Linked DNA regions of Homo sapiens: region 2 is linked to region 1. A link is a contact called in ENCODE Hi-C or POLR2A ChIA-PET data. All regions are on one chromosome and are shown on one strand. The core of a region is the stretch at or near the end of the contact, and the rest is flanking DNA. Distances in the headings are between cores, read along the strand shown. Region 1 overlaps CACNA2D1 (calcium voltage-gated channel auxiliary subunit alpha2delta 1). Region 2 holds the start of CACNA2D1 (calcium voltage-gated channel auxiliary subunit alpha2delta 1).

What was found. A loop is a pair of places that touch in the nucleus more often than their neighbours do. ChIA-PET counts read pairs that join two places held with the same protein, here RNA polymerase II (POLR2A). Pooled maps may share reads with other maps.
Region 2: a loop to region 1 is called in a map of gastrocnemius medialis, with 4 times the contacts of the local background. The contact joins the promoter of CACNA2D1 here to the enhancer-like site in region 1. A Hi-C loop is called at or near these places in 5 of 168 maps with a recorded cell type or tissue (Right ventricle myocardium inferior, Right ventricle myocardium superior, gastrocnemius medialis and 2 more) and 11 of 50 pooled maps. POLR2A ChIA-PET finds 5 or more read pairs at or near these places in 2 of 52 experiments (A673 and GM12878).

The regions. Positions count from the first base shown.
Region 1 is chr7:82,318,070-82,322,286 of GRCh38, forward strand. The region is part of intron 3 of CACNA2D1 (calcium voltage-gated channel auxiliary subunit alpha2delta 1); the gene reads right to left. Among named protein-coding and RNA genes, the nearest start is that of CACNA2D1, 120 kb to the right of the region's middle. Within about 2 kb of position 1,907, at least 11 of the 41 ENCODE cell types and tissues checked have a DNase peak (open chromatin) inside an H3K27ac peak, as active enhancers do; they include A673, gastrocnemius medialis and thyroid gland, where a contact is called at or near this core.
Region 2 is chr7:82,441,669-82,445,885 of GRCh38, forward strand. CACNA2D1 (calcium voltage-gated channel auxiliary subunit alpha2delta 1) reads right to left here and starts at 2,109. Exons shown (of 39, transcript NM_000722.4): 1 at 1,697-2,109. The coding sequence starts at 1,791. RefSeq lists an enhancer at 551-1,114.

The DNA.
Region 1 (4,217 bases), core at 657-3,156:
AAGTTGGTTAAATAAGCATGCCTTATGCTTAGAACTTCAAATGATATACTTCACTTTTCAATTGCCTACAACCTATGCTTTAGAAGCTAGCAAAAATCACTTCTTGAAATACCAACAGACCAGAATGATTTTTTTGAAAGCTTGCTAGTCTCATTGCTAATTAAAAAAGTGAATGTCTGCATGGTATCTAAGCTCAAGTTCAGAAATAAAAACTATTCTAATTAATTTTGATCTTTATGCAACTACATATGCTGTAATATCTAGACCAGAGTTTCCCCAAAACACTCCTAAAATATACTCACTTATGAGTATAAAAGCCCCAGCACACTATGTGGCTTGCAGATACTCTAAAATTCTTGTTTTTCACACATAAAAAACTAAGTAATTACAGTGAGATTAACAAAAACTCATGGATGTTACAATCTCCATCTCCATTACCAAATTCACCACACATTTTATGTAAATACTTAATGCAAGTAAGTCTAGAGAATAAAAAGGCTAGACCCCTTCTCCTTTGTTCTCTCCATGCCTTCTTCTCTTTCAATCCTTCTCTCCTTTTACATAAATTGTAACAATTAAAATAAGCTACCATTATCACTTTTCTATACCACATCTGATGTAAAATAAAACAGTAATACATAATCTCATTTAGAAACAAAAATGCCAACCTAGAACTACATGACCTCAGATAATATACTTAAAACTTTTTCATTCTATACTTCTTGGCCTTATCATATCATGTAATAATAATGAGAAGACAAATAGGAAAGGCAATAGAAAGAGGAAGAAGAAGGGACAGAGGAAGAGGGAGAAGAAGAAGAGAAAGAGTAGGAAGAGGAGAAGTCAGAGAAAAGAGAATTAAATGGAAAAATCTGTGTAAAACACTAGGCAGAGTGCCTGACACATGATAAGTGCAAGGCAGAGTGAGGAGATATGCTGCCAGAAAGCTTGGGAATTAAATGGATCTGGATACAAATACATGGGCAAAATATCTCTATAAAATTGAGACTATCAATACCAAGTATAGAAGTATGTTGAAAGGATTAAATGAGTAAATACAAAAAAGTCCTTAGTACAGTGTCTAGTATATCAGAAGCACATAAAAAATTGTTATTAAGACCTTCTATTTTAAGGTCTCATATAAGATACTTGATATTTTTAGAACATTTTAATATTTAAACTAAAAACATAATTACTCTCTACTGAGAAATCATGAGGATTAATTTCATTTCAATGGATACAATTTTTGAATCAAAATACAGTTGTTAACAAAGACATCAAAAATTATACATTATATTCATCTTTTTATCTAAACTAAAAAATACCCATTTGAGAGGTAGAAATTGATATGTGCAGTCACTTAATGAAAATGAACATTTCTGCAAGAGTCAAACTTGTTACTATCAATGACAAGCAAAAATGGCTATTTGAAAATCCACATTTTAAAGAAATGTTCTGAGCACATAAATATAACACTTGATAATTTATTTAGTTATTTTTTTGTTTAAGAACCACATTATGTTGTTGTGCTAGAAAAAAAGTGGCACAGGCAGTAAGATATAGGGCAATAAATTCTCTCTAAACCCTCTTGTAGAAAATGAGTCATTATTATTTATTATTAGACCTTTAAGTTGACGGACCTAGAATTTCTCAGAAAAGACAGTGTAAACAATCAGGGGTGACTGGTTCACAATAGACCAACATTTATAGGAGTAGCTGTAATTGGGGAGTAATGAGTCCTGAGACTAAATGAATAAATTAACCAGAGAAGGAGTAGACAGTCTTTTGTAACTAATGTCTCAGCTGTCAAGACACAACTTGGTTTTTGCTCTTAACTGGGCCTTGACAGCGTCAGCTCCCGTAGAATACAAGGACTGCCAACAGCAGGAGCACTCATCCACACTGCGGCCTGTTGGCATGCTGCCTGTGGCTGGATAATACATGCAAGATAGAGCATATGAGCTGGTATCTGGAATCAGTAACTGCAACTCTGAGGCTGATTTTTTTTTTTTAAATAAATCTGGAAGACAGATGTTTGCCCCAACCAGCCTGTTAATTCTGAACTGATTATGTTGCCAACAACAAAGGCACTAATCTGCAGAGAAAAGTATGAGTTTTTGACATTATTATAATAATTAAAAATATATCTATCATTTAAAATTAAGTCCTACTTACAGAACCATATTTAACTTATTATACTGAGTCAAATGTAACTTGGTCGCTGTCATTTAAGTCTATTAGAAATTCTGTTATTTAAAAATAAACAAAAAAGAGAGAAGGAATTAATGGAAGAATTAAAGATTTCTATTTTGTTAAAAGGAAAACAAACAATAAATAATGCACCATCTGTGGTTTTGAGGGAGACAGGGTCTCACTTTGTCACCCAGGCTGGAGTGCAGTGGCACCATCATAGCTCACCACAGCCTTGAACTTCTGGGCTCGAGTGATCTTCCCATCCTAGTCTCCTGAGGAGCTGAGACTACAGGTACATGCCACCACACTTGGCTAATTTTTTTTTTTTTTTTTTTTGAGACAGGGTCTTGCTATATTGCACAAGCTGGTCTTAAATTCCTGGCCTCAAGCAATCCTCCTGCCTCAGCCTCCCAAAATGTTGAGATTACAGGAGTGAGCCACCACCTGACTCCCATATGCTGTTAGACACTACAATTTCACTTACATGACTTAAGTATAATAAAGCAATCAAAAGTTTTCTCATATATGTGTAAAGATGTGCTATAAACAGTATTCATATCACCCACATAAAAAATAAACTATCAGTAGGAGATAGCTAAATAAATAATACATTCACAAAATTGAATACTATAAAATTAGTAAACAGATTTTATATAAGTTAATGGCTTATATAAAGCCATTTATATATATATAAAGCCAAAAACTTATATAAAGATTTTATATAAGTTAAAGTCATCTATGACTTAATGAACCTTTTAGCTCTAGCTAAAAGCACATTGTTGAAAAGCACAGACATAAGTCAGACATACCTGGGTATAAAACTTCCTCTACCTGACACTTGAGAGTGAGATGGGTGCTGGGCGCAATGGCTCACGCCTATAACCCCAGCACTTTGGGAGGCCGAGGCAGGCAGAACATTCGAGGTCAGGAGTTCAAGACCAGCCTGGCCAACATGGTGAAACCCCGTCTCTACTAAAAATACAAAAATTAGCCCGGCATGGTGGTGCGCGCTTGTAACCCCAGGTACTCGGGAGGCTAAGGCAGAAGAATAGCTTGAACCTGGGAGGTGGAGGTTGCAGTGGGCCGAGATGGCACCATTTCACTCCAGCCTGGGTGACAGAGCAAGATTCTGTCTCGAAAAAGAAATAAAATAATAAAATAAAATAGAGTCTTACCCCCTCCTCAAAAAAAAGTGAGATGGCTTTCGCCTCAAAATGTAACAGATTACAGACTGTAAGAAGACTGTATCTTATCTTCAAACACAATAACATATCTTCCTCATAAGGTTATTCTGAAGATGAAATTTGATACTGTGTATAAAGCACTTCCCACAATGTCTGGCAATAAAGATGGCTCAGCAACTGAAAGCCATCATTATGCGCCAAAAACACTAAGTTGTGAGGAATTGATGATAGCTCCTACCATCCCCAACGCCCCCCATGCACATACATACAAAATGAGATATTCTTCTAAAAAGAATGCCAATCAAATTTTAGTGTACACAGGAGAGAGAAAAGAAAACATGTTTCAATTAGACAAGGACACAGATGTTAGGAATCATTTCTTAAAAAACAAGCTAAGTGGCCGGGCGCGGTGGCTCACGCCTGTAATCCCAGCACTTTGGGAGGCCGAGGCGGGCGGATCACGAGGTCAGGAGATCGAGACCATCCCGGCTAAAACGGTGAAACCCCGTCTCTACTAAAAATACAAAAAATTAGCCGGGCGTAGTGGCGGGCGCCTGTAGTCCCAGCTACTTGGGAGGCTGAGGCAGGAGAATGGCGTGAACCCGGGAGGCGGAGCTTGCAGTGAGCCGAGATCCCGCCACTGCACTCCAGCCTGGGTGACAGAGCGAGACTCCGTCTCAAAAAAAAAAAAAAAAAAAAAAAAAAAAACAAGCTAAGCAACAATAATGGGGTTTTACAATTGTGGAAGCTTAATCACTAAAAATATTTGAGAAAAGAACTGCCAACTCCCTTGCCTTGGTGGCTTAGACATTCAACTGCAAGAGATGAAAAGACCAGAAA
Region 2 (4,217 bases), core at 859-3,358, 120 kb after region 1:
CCCCAATGGTATGATGATGTATCCCCTCCCATGATAAAAATATTGATAAATTGTCAGTTAAAAACAACACTGTAAAAATGAGTAATCGGAACACATTTAGGAAGTGATTGTTTTTTAAAGAGCCACTTATTTATTTGACACAGAATGCAAGCGACTCATTTGAGTTCTCACTTTACAGGCCAAGCAACAAACAGACTTAAAAAATTAAATGGAAGTGTGATGCCTTAATAAGAGTAAATAATTCTGAAGCATCCTTAGGGTGATTCTTACTCTTTTTATGTTTAAAAATATCTGACTGGAACATCCTGCCAATTAAACGAAGATCTCCAGATGGCATTTACCCTTTTGCTTCATAACAAAAAGGATCTGCAATCAGTTTTATGGAAGATTATCTAAAGAGGAACATTACTGTAACTCAATGACAACAAAAATTAGACACTCCCCTTCTCCGGGATAGAATGTGCATCCTCCAGATTCTTGCACTGACACCTAAGGTAATAAATACTTAAAACTGAATCTTAAATAATAGCCGCAGGATTTCAACCGCTAAAGATTCACTGTTACTTTCCACCAAAAACTCCTGTATTCAGCACTCAGCCAACAAAGGACAGCAAGTAATTCCCAGCAGCATAAATACCGGGAAAGCTACCTTGGGCTTTGTTTTTGTTATGTAAAATGCATTAAAGTGACTCATCCACTTAAGATTACCTACCTTTAGAAGCTTTAAAGAAGCTCCAAGAACCAAAATAAATGCTTTCCCAGAATGCCGGATAGGCTATTCGGTGCATTAAAAAATATGTATATATTTATATGTGCCATTGAGTTTGATTCTATTTTGCTAAGAAAGGAGAGAATTATTATTTTTCATTCCCTTCCTGTGGTGTGACTATAGCTACCTATAAGCCCTCTATTTCCAGAACAGCAGCGAGGTTTTTAAAAGTTATTTTAGAAATGGTAAAAATAAAAGAAAATTTGTAGGAGACTGGAAATAGTCCCTCCTTCAAAGAATAGGCTCTATTCATTTGAAGAACAGGGACCGCGTGTCTGCCGACACTTAGATGTTTCAAATAATGGGTTGGGGAGGTTGGATCGCGTGGTCCCAGTACCTGCGAGCCCCCTGCGTGGACAGCACGCTCGGCCGCGGGGAGCCAGCACGCGTCTAATCGGAAGGCTGTCAAGTGCATCCAGTAACGTGGGATAAAACGAGTTTGGGCACTACAGCAATTAAAGAGCATCTCCGAGGCCAAGTGCGGGGGAAGTCCACGCTACCTCGGCAAGCCTGAAATTACCTGTTTGTAAATTACCCAACCAAAACATAACTTTTTATTGAACTGGGTTGAATCAGAGCGGGTGAGCTGGCTGGAAACTTTTTTCCCCAGTACGGCTGCACTCTGAAGTCTAGAGAATCCCGTTAGAGACGGGCTGAGACGCCGCGAGTCGTCGGCGGGCGCTTCCCGGGACAGTCGGCCCCCAGTGCCCGGCCCCGTGGAGGCGCCCGAGACGCCGGTTCGGGACGCATTCCAGCGGCGAGCGGCGCGCACCGCCTGCCCGGCGTCTCCGCATCCGAGCCTGGCTCCCCGGCCGCTCGCTCCCCACCCCCACGGGCGGAAAAGCCCCGCGACTCGGGAACCGACCCCCACCCCCAACTCCCGCGGCGCCCCTCGGCCGGCGCTCCCTGCCCGGCCCGCCGACTTACGTGACGGCCGAAGGGAACGGCTCCTCCGACGAGGGGCCGATGAGCAAAGATTGGAAAAGTGTCAGAGTCAAGGCCAGCAGGCAGCCAGCAGCCATCTTCGCGATCGAAGATCAATGCCCCCTCCCTGCCCAAGCGGGGGAAGGAGCGGCGCTGGAAACCGCGGGCGGAGGAAGAGCAGCACACGCCGCCGGGACCGCGGGCGTCTGGAGGGCTGGCTGCGCCCGGGGCCCGAGGCGCGGAGCCGCGCGGGGGACGGCAAGGGCGGGAGCGGACGCCGAGGAAGGGGCGGTGGCGGGCGGACCCACTAGCGTGCGTCGGCTGCTCCGCGCCGCGGCCGCCTTGCCTCCGCCGCCATCAAGGGCGACTTTGGAAACAGACCTCGGCGAGCCCGCCGGCGCTCGCGCGCTCTCGCTCTCCCTCTCGGTTTCCTCCCTGATTTATTCCCCCGATTGCCGAGGCGAAGGCGGAGGCGGGGGCGGGGGCGGAGGAGGGGTGACGGCGCTGGAGGGTGGGGGTGGCTGCAGGAATCGGGGAATGGCAGGCAGAGAGACTTGTGGAAGCGAGAGGCTCCGTCTGGCTTCTTAGGCAAGTCAGAGGGAGGCGGCTGGGGGTGGGCAGCGGGAGGGCTGGGCGTCAGAGCAGTCGGGCGGAGACGGGCCGGGAGCAGCCCTCCATACAAGGCAGCCAGGAACTCCCAAAGTCGGCGCCGGCTCGCTCCCGCCGCCCGGCGTGCGCAGGCGGAGCGGACCAGCCCCGCGGGGCTCCCGGGGGACGGCCAGCCGCCCAGCGGGCATCCACAGGCTGCAGAGGCTCCAACCCAGGACTTGGCTCGCGTCTTCGGGGGTTATTTTTGCACATGCAGGCAGCGTTCCCCCCCAGCCCTACTCCCAGGCGCAGAATCCAGTGCCTGCCTGGGAATCGTGAAGTGATTTGACAACAAATGTAGGAGGGGTTTGTATTGCATTTTAAAGCACCACTGTTGACTCTCTACCAGGTGGCACTATATGCCCGCGTGTGCCATAGGTTAGAGCCTCTGCCGGGGCTGGGTGCCCTTTGTGCCAGCGGTCCCACGCCCAGGTACTGCTCGGCTCACCTGGCGAGGACAGAGCCTCAGGGACCGGGCTGTGGACGGACAGAGAAGTACTGACGCTGTAAAATCTTCCCAGCCCTGTGGTTCCATTGGACAGAGGGGTGGAGGGACGAATTCTGCATCTAGGGAGGACAGTAGTAAGAGAAGCGCTTTGCAGCATCCCAGTTGGGACTACCTCCAAAAGGGTCCTAACGCCCTGCTCTGGCCACTGGCCTGCCCTGCCTGACAAGGTTACCGCAGGGTGAGCTCACTTTTGTCAATGCGAAGGCATGAAAAGGGTAAGCAGCAGGAACAGGTGGCACTCTGAGAAATGCGCCTGAAATGTAGAGGAGGAATTAAGGGAGGGGGAGAGAGCTAGGGAGTAGCAATGCCGGACTGGTTTTATCTCCAGACTCAGAGGAAGCAGTGGCGGGCTTTCTCCTTGAAAAGACAGGGTCTGCGACTAGGCCTCTCCCGCCCAACACAGGCCTCCTACAAGAGGGCCCTGGTGGGCCAAAGATAGAAATATATTCTTGCACACCTTAAATTCTTAAGCTCCCTCTAGTAGTGTATGAGAATACTTTTGACATGACGTGCAGAGAATACAATTTGTGATGACTATCCTGCATATGCAAAAATTCTGTAAGTATCGGGGTGGCTGTCAGATTTTTAATTAGCCCGTTCTTATTTTTAGGAGATGCTTCTGAAAGAAAAAGACCCTTATTAATTCGAAATGAATTTTCCAGCTCTCTGAAGGCAATCTCCCAAAACAAAGACTAATAATAATACTACTACTATTAATTACTGGCCAAATTTTAAGAGCGTGTGTGATTTTATGATGCTTAGCCTGGTGAATTTATTTTTCCTTCCCACTTATTTCTCCTTTTTTTAATGCCTTATTTGTTTTCTTTATGTTCTTCGCATCTCTGTCTTGCTCTTTGTTTCTTTCTACTCTGAGTGGCCTCACAAAAGGCACCCCACCGTGACTTAACTTAGTTTGTTTTATGCTAGGCATGGATACTGTGGCAGCAGGAGCTGCGCAAATGAGGGATGAAGTGGGATGTAATGGGATTGAGAACTACAGCTCAGGAGGGATATTTTATATAACTGAAGATAGCATTCCACTCCAAAATTAGATAAGTAAATAGTCAAATCCATCATTTCTTCCATTTTTAATAATTCAAAAGCAGACTTTCTTCCCCAGCATGAGGACTAAGAAGAGCAGAATTAGAGATGCCCATTATTGTCTATGTGATATGTTGGTATCAATAGCCTCACTACCTAAAAATACCATTGTTATATATTCTGTCAATTATTTCAACATCAACTCCAGACTTCCCACTATGGTACACTGTTTCCAATTTTATATCTTTAGGAGAAAGGGCTTAAAGAATAAAAGAATGTAATAAGCTTGTAGAGAAGGTAAGTCAGCCTTTATTATTAACTTTGTTG